Regions from separate parts of the Mus musculus genome. Here regions 1 and 2 are each linked to region 3. A link is a loop called in an ENCODE intact Hi-C map of the cell type or tissue named here. Cell type or tissue: heart. All regions are shown on one strand.

What was found. Peaks named below come from ENCODE experiments on the same cell type or tissue, not always from the same donor. Only the 100,000 strongest peaks of a DNase experiment are listed, where the experiment ranks them.
Region 1: a loop joins it to region 3, with 2.1 times the contacts of the local background. A loop is called at or near these places in 2 of 42 quality-filtered maps.
Region 2: a loop joins it to region 3, with 2.3 times the contacts of the local background. A loop is called at or near these places in 12 of 42 quality-filtered maps.

The regions. Positions count from the first base shown.
Region 1 is chr6:71,148,658-71,151,157 of GRCm38, reverse strand. Gm30391 (a long non-coding RNA gene) reads right to left here. Exons shown (of 3, transcript XR_377755.1): 1 at 2,488-2,500. Among named protein-coding and RNA genes, the nearest start is that of Gm30391, 1.3 kb to the right of the region's middle. In heart, a CTCF peak has its summit at 1,396 (motif pointing left); no DNase peak of the experiment used is centred here.
Region 2 is chr6:71,165,716-71,168,215 of GRCm38, reverse strand. No RefSeq gene overlaps it. Among named protein-coding and RNA genes, the nearest start is that of Gm38827, 13 kb to the right of the region's middle. In heart, a CTCF peak has its summit at 1,268 (motif pointing left); no DNase peak of the experiment used is centred here.
Region 3 is chr6:71,267,993-71,270,492 of GRCm38, reverse strand. No RefSeq gene overlaps it. Among named protein-coding and RNA genes, the nearest start is that of Mir8112, 2.4 kb to the left of the region's middle. In heart, a CTCF peak has its summit at 1,362; DNase peaks (open chromatin) are centred at 112 and 952; H3K4me3 peaks cover 247 bases; H3K27ac peaks cover 1,884 bases.

The DNA.
Region 1 (2,500 bases), 120 kb after region 3:
GCTGCGGGTCTCTGCATCCACTCCCATCGGTTGCCAGAAATAACCTCTCTGACTAGGCACTGATCTGACCCACTCCCCAGCTCATCTGCATCCTAAGACTATCTGTATGCAGACAATCAGGGGGCCTGGGACCGAATGCAAATAGCGACACTTTGACTTCCTTTCCAATTTGTATCCACTTGGTCTCCTATAGTCGTCCAATTGCTCGAGCTAGGACTCCAAATACTATCTTGAATAGATATATATAGAGTGGACAGGCTTGTCTTGCCCCTGATTTTAGTGGAATCACTTTGAGTTTCTCTCCATTTAATTTGATGTTGGCTATAGGCTTGGTTGAAATTGCCTTTATTATGTTTAGGTATGCCTTTTGTGTCCCTAATTTCTCCAAGACTTTTTATTATTAAAAAAAAGTGTTGGATGTTTTAAAAGACCCTTTCTGTATCTAATGAGATTATCTTGGTTTTTTTTCCCCAGTTATTTTATATGGTGAACTACATTTTCTCTTTTTCATATATTGGACAATCTCTGCATCTCTGAAATAAAGCCTATTTGATCATGGTGGATGATCTTTTTGATGTGTTCTTGTATTTGGTTTGCAAGTATTTTATTGAGTATTTTATATGTGTATATAGTGTATCTTAGTTACAACTCCCCTCTCCTCATGTGTGTGTGTGCGCGCACACACACACACACACACACACACACACACACACACTCCTTTTGTTTTGCAGGCCTCTATAGGCATCTTATGTTCTCCAGCTGTTGCTCACTCTGGATAATCCTGCTAGGTTTCTATCATACAGGGTTTCTCTGAGGATGAAGTGAAGGGAAATGGTCTGATTAATAAGAAATGAGCCCATTAGTCTCATCAGAAGGAGATACAAGGAATAGATAGCCCTGGAGAGGAGACCCTGAGCTCTGCTTGTTACATTAGTCAAATATGGAAGGTCAACCGACCCGGTGAGAACAAGAATGTTAATCACAATTTATAGGCTGTTGCTTATTCACAATTGCTGCTTAGCAACAAACAGTGGAGGAATAGGGAAAAGTGATAAAAGATGCTACATTTGGGGAGCAAGAAAAACATGAAGTGCATTATTACTGATGAGTGCAAGCCTGGGACCTGGCTAGGAGAGAGGAGACTAGACAGGAAAGAGAGCTCTTAGGGAAAAGTTGTCCATTGCTGCTAATTCTCCTGCTTCTTGGAAAGTATTAGAACTTCTCTGATTTTTAAGTCCCTATGGAAGATTAAAATTCTTTTTAATGTACAAAATCCCATCACCATTCTCCAAAGGATCCCACTCAATCCCCCGCACTCCCCCACCTAAAACCCCAAACTGGAGCTGGCCAAGGAACACCCGTCCCACGCACCTTTGACCTTGTACTGCCATCTGGTGGCAGTTAATGTAGCCACCTCCATTCTTGCCAGCAGAGAAGGTGTATTGCAGGCTGCCGGTCAGTACCACATGAGAGAGAAGAGTGCAGCTCTAGACAGCCCCAGTCAGGGATCAGTGTGATTATTTGTCCCACTTGTAATTTTCTCATTTTCCCTGTTCTATCCTGTTTCTCATACTCCAATGAGCTGGAACGAGGTAGTTAGGGCTTGGAGGGATGACTCAGTGGGTAGCGCCTAATGACCTGAGTTTGACCCCTGGAACCAACTTGGTGGAAGGAGAGACTTTCACCAACACTTCTAAGTGTTGTGCTCTGAGTTGTACATGTGTGCAGGCTTTTACACAAACACACAAATAAATAAATGTAATTAAAAACTAAAAACAAAACAACAATAACAAAACAACTGTTCATGTCTCTAGTGTCACATGACATAGGGTGACAAAGTAAGGACTTTGAGGGTATGCTAAGGCAGAGGAACATCTGATGTCTCCTAGGAAAGACAGGCGGCAGTCTGGGTACATACTTCATTAGACAGAGTAATTGCTTAGTATGCACGAGGCCCTGGGTTCAACCCACAGCACTGCATAACCCAGGTGTAATGGCAAACACTTTTAATCCCAGAACTCAGGAGGCGAAAGTGGGAGAATCAGAGTCCAAGGTCTACATAATGGGTGAAGGCCAGCTTCAGTGAGGGTCACCTTGTCTCAAATAGAAACGGAGTGGCTTATTCTAAAAAGGAGGAAAGTCAAGGTATTCTCCATCATCACAGCAGGTGAGGGCGAAGTGTTTCTACTAAGTGAGACTGGAGAAAGTGCTCAGGGCCACTTGGGCTCTGATAGTTAAGCCTTTGACTACTGAGTGCTGGGATCAGTCCTATTGAGGGGATAAGGGAACTTGGGGTGAACAGGAACTGGGAGTGTACTCACACAGAGTCAAAAATTGAGCCCCTGAGCTGGTTGCTGGAAATGCAGAGACGAAGGGTGATGACATTTCAGTGTGGTGGTTTTTTTCTCTGTGGGAGGGTTTGGGAGAAGGAGGGCAGGTGGGGTTTCCTAGCTTGTACAGGAGATGAACGGGGTTTGCAGGAGTTACCTCGAGATGTTCT
Region 2 (2,500 bases), 100 kb after region 3:
CCTGTCACCTCTTCCTGGGAATTAATTATGCAGCTTCCTAATTTCCCTATTGCTTCCTATTCCACTGAAATATATTTGCAATTCAACATTAGTTATTACGTTTGTGTTTACACAGATGTGTGCATGCCTACATCTGCAGTGTGTGTGTGTGTGTGTGTGTGTGCGCGTGCGTAAGTGTGCACATATGGAGACCAGAGCTGGTGACAAGTGTGCTTCTCACCACTCTCCATTTACTTCTTTTGAGACAGGATCTCTCAGTAAATCTGGAGCTCCCACTTTTGGCCAGACTGGCTGGCTGTGCACTCCTGGACTTTCCTTGTCTGCCTGTCCAGCACTAAGGTTACAGAAATAAGCCACTACACTCAGCTTTTATGCTGTGCTGGGGATCTGAACTCAGGGCTTTCCTGCTGGCAGAGCAAGCACTTTTCCCACTGAGCCATTGTCTCTCTCCAGCCCCAGGAACAATCGAATGCTTTTAAACAGCATCTTTGTAATTTTTTTGTACTTCATTTTTGGGGGGCAACAATGGATCACTCTTTAGTAGCAAATCTTCACTCATTGAACTACAAAGCAAAGAAAGTCCCCAAGAAAGACTGGAATTCAGTGGCTTTCAGGATTGGCGAGGTGGTTCACTGGGTACAGGCATTTGCTGCCCAGCTTGACAACCTGAGTGGGATCCCAGGATCCACTGGTGGAGAAAATACCTGATTTCCATGAGTCCTCCTTTGGCTCCCACACACATTTTATGACACACACACAGACACACACACACACGCACACTACACACACACACACATACCACACACATGTGTACACACACACACACACACACACACACACACACACACAGGGTTCGTGCTGGCATTTAACTGTAAGTTCAGCACTATAGAGTCTAAGGTCAGACCAGGTTGGGTTGGACTCCAGAGTGATACTGTCTCAGTCTCTGTGTGCAGACAGACGGCTGTCTGGTCACTTTGCAGAGACAGAGATGGTATTCTGGTGACAAGAAACTTAATCTTTATCTACTACAATGTTGTGTTCAGTTTTAAATAATTCAAGCGTTTTGGGATGTCATAGCCAATAAAATTTCTAGTACACTTTGAAGTTTTTTTCTGTTTCTTCTCTGCTGGGTTTATCTCAGGCACTATTTTGAGAACGACTACACAGTTCTACACGAATTTCATCATCTCCAATTGACTCACCAAAACCAGTTCCCAGGCTGGCCATGAAACACCTGTTGCCAGCATAATTGGCTATGTGATGCCATCTAGTGTCAGTAAATGTAACCACTTCCATTTATTTCAGAACACAAAACAAGAAGGTACATTCCAGATGTCAGTATCAAGCTACAGAAAAGAGCACACTACACGTGACACTACGTTTGGTAGGATGTGCTTGTGCTAAGAGCTAAGGCAGTCAGTCAGGGTCCCATGTGCCCCAACCTTCTTCAAACTCTTCTGCATAGCCAAGAATGATCTTGAGCTTCTAGTTCTCCACCTCCAGAGTGTGCATTACAGGTGTGCCCCAGCACACCCAGTCTATGATATGCCGGGTTCCATGTACACTAGACAAGAACTCTACCCACTGAACTACACCTCCAAGTCTCTTCTGCTATTTTAATCTCCCATTCATTACCTGTAAGTCCAGCAACCTTACTGATTTCTAAAGCAAGAGGAACACTAATACGTCTGGTCAGTGACTCCACTTTGTCTTTTTCGTCTTGACATAACCAGAACAAGATCAAAACTAACACTGAAAGACTCCGAGAGGAGCCCCTCGCTCAGGCCTCAGGACAATAGCGGACACCCAAGAACTCACGACAGACCGAGCTTGTTGCAAACCACATGAGGCTTTATTCGGGGAAAGCCAGAGCTCTGGGGACGACTCATATCCCACGCAGGGGCAGAGGAGTCGACCTCGAGAGAAAAGAGTTCCCAGTTTTTATAGGCCCTCAGGGGGGAAAGGAGAAGGGGGAGATTAGGGGATTTCCAGATCTAAACAATGTCTATTCTCAAGAAATGGGTATGGGAGGGGTACAAGGAAAGAGTCTAATGAAGGTGCAGCAATGGGCACACACCTGGTCAGAACATTGGCAGACACACAGGTTCAAGGAGTGGCCAGAGCATTGTGCACCTCTATTTTTCTAAATCAGTGAAGCTAGTTCTGCTAACACTGACGTCTATCTTGCCAATTTCAGGGCTTCTGTGTCCTTTTACATTCTGCGAGGATCTTTCAACACCTTGCATTGAATTAGCCACATTCAGAATCAAGATTTCTTAAGCAGGAGGCTTCCTTTCCTCACAGGCCTGCCTTGGCTGTAACTGGTTAAAAAGACATCAGCTTTGGGCAGGCCTTCCATACTTGGGCCCCTCTTGTTTTCACCTGAAGTCTTTCCTTTGTCAGCCTCTTTTGCTTTCTTTGCTGACTTCTGCCAAAACATCTCACAGCCATGGTCACACTGGCCATTCCAGACCATCATACTGGTGTCCTCGCCGTCAGC
Region 3 (2,500 bases):
CTACCTCAGACTCCCAAGTGCTGGAATTAGAAGCCCCTTCACCCACTGGACCATGTTAAAGGCCCTGCTTCCGGTTAATACTACACTACTGTGTAAGTCAACAGGCTGCACTTGCTTCCGTTGCCAAGCATTGCCACTCCCCGACTGCCTAATAAACTCCGTCCGTAAAAGGCTTCACACAGAGACAAGCAGTCCATTAATGATTCCACGCTTATTAATAACACAGGGACAAGAGAGAACCTGAGGTTTTGGTCTGTGCTGTAATTAGACAACATATAATGGGCTATTATGTGAGTGACTTTCTCTCTTCCCTCTACCCTTTAAAAATATTTATTAATTTTATTTTTAAAATATTCTGTATTACATAAAAACTTACAAAGAAATAGAAACGTGGTGTTCCTAAAGATCTGCTCATAATCGTGTGTGTGTGTGTGTGTGTGTGTGTAGTGTGTTTCTTTTTTTGGCTTTTCGAGACAGGGTTTCTCTGTAGCCCTGGCTGTCCTGGAACTCATTTTGTAGATCAGGCTGGCCTCGAACTCAGAAATCCGCCTGCCTCTGCCTCCCAAGTGCTGGGATTAAAGGTGTGTGCCAGCCACCACGCCCTGCGTGTAGTGTGTTTCTGTGTGGAGACGGTATGTGCCCATGTGTGTGTGTCCTAGGAGGTCAGATGCATCAGATCCCCTGGAGACATGTCTGGTTATAAGTGGTCTGATGTGGGTTTTGGGAACCTGACTCAGGTCCTTTGCAAAAGCAGTACAGAGCTCTTAACCTTTGAGCCATCTGGGTAGCCCTTCACCTTTATTTTCAATGCCATTCCCCTTGTTTATTTAGCACCCCCTTAATTCAGTCTCTAAACGTTCTCGTTGGTCTCTCACATTGCTTATGGCACAAATGGATGAGCCTAGGAGTGTACGAGCTCTTCCTGGCCTGTTTAATATTGCCAAGCACTCTGACCATCCTATTATTAGACTCAGCAGGGGCTGGCAAGCATTTTCTGTAAAAGGTCATCAGTAAGCACTTTTGGCCCCGCTGGTTCCAAGTTTTCTAAGGGACATAGCCACCATGCTACAAATACATCTGTAGGAAAGACGTGAGCAAGTGAGTGTGCTTGCTTTCTGATAGTTATATTTAGAGTAACAGAAATTTGAATTTTGTCTAGGTATTTTGCTACAAAATTCATTTGCCTCCCCCCACCCCTCCACCAAACCATTAAAGACAGTAAAAACTATTTTTACTTCACAGCTGTAAAGGGCCCTGGAAATCTTATGCCCTAAATGAACTTTAGCACCAAGTAGAAAGGAAGTTGAAGGGTTGTGCCTTTTACTAACGTATAGGAGGTGAAGCACTTGCAGCTCCCTGGATTTGCCAATAGATGGTGATCTTTCTGAGTGTGTGTGTGTAGCTCAGCCAGTGGGTCTTTGACAGAGAGAACTTTGGAGGTTTTGCAGGGTGTGGTAGCATCCTTCTATTCGGCCAGGCACAGCAAAAACTTATTGCAAACTGTACTGGTAACATTTCCCCTTTACTTTTGGACTTTTATACCTATCCATACATATTCCCTAAACTGTGACATATATAACTGAGGAAACACAATTAATCACCCTCCCCAGGCCTCTGAGGTGATCAGTTGGAACAACAATGTATATGCACAGTGGGTACAGCTAAAGTTCTAAGTGCTACAACAAGCATCTGGAAACACATTCTACCAGAAGTTCAGGTCAGCAAGACGAACTCCTTCTTCCATTAGGAGGCTGTTTACACAGGAGTGGGAGTATACTGGCAATCCCAGCAATTTGGGAGGTTAATGCAGGACAATGACAGTTTTTAAAGGAGGAGCCGCATCAGCAGCAGGAGCCGCAGCAGCTGCAGGAATCTGAAGCATACCTAGGCTTTGTGATGATCTACCATTATCTCCAAAAAAGCCCTATTTTTTCACTACCTTTGAGAATATAGTCCCAGCTGGTCCCTTCCAATCACCAGCCCAACAGCTAGTGCCAGTACTCACACTCTCGGCGATGCTGCTGTGTGTCCTAGGGAGCAAAGGACAACCTTAAACAATAAAGACTCTGCTCATCTCCAATTCCCAGAGTGACAAGAAGGTAGCACCTGAGTGACATTAAACCCTGTTCCTTAATATTTATTTTTATTAATTTGATATTACATTTGTAAGTATGTCTCTGTATAGACACGTATACATGAGTCCAGGAGCTGTCAGAAGCCAGAGGTGAAGTGTCCACCAAGAACTAGAGCTAGAGTTGGTTGTGACCTTGTAGCATAGACACTGAGAACCTAACTGGGGCCCTCTGCAAGAGCAGTATAGCACTCACAGCCTGAACCATCTCTCCAGCCCCTAGAACTGTTATGTTATCATAGAGAAGATTTTAAAACACTTTAATATATTCTGGGGTCTTTTTAATGAATGTGTCTTCTTGTTGATTAAAGAAACAATTATATCCCTTTTGTTCAGCACTCCAAGAAGAAATGCTTACTGCATTATAAA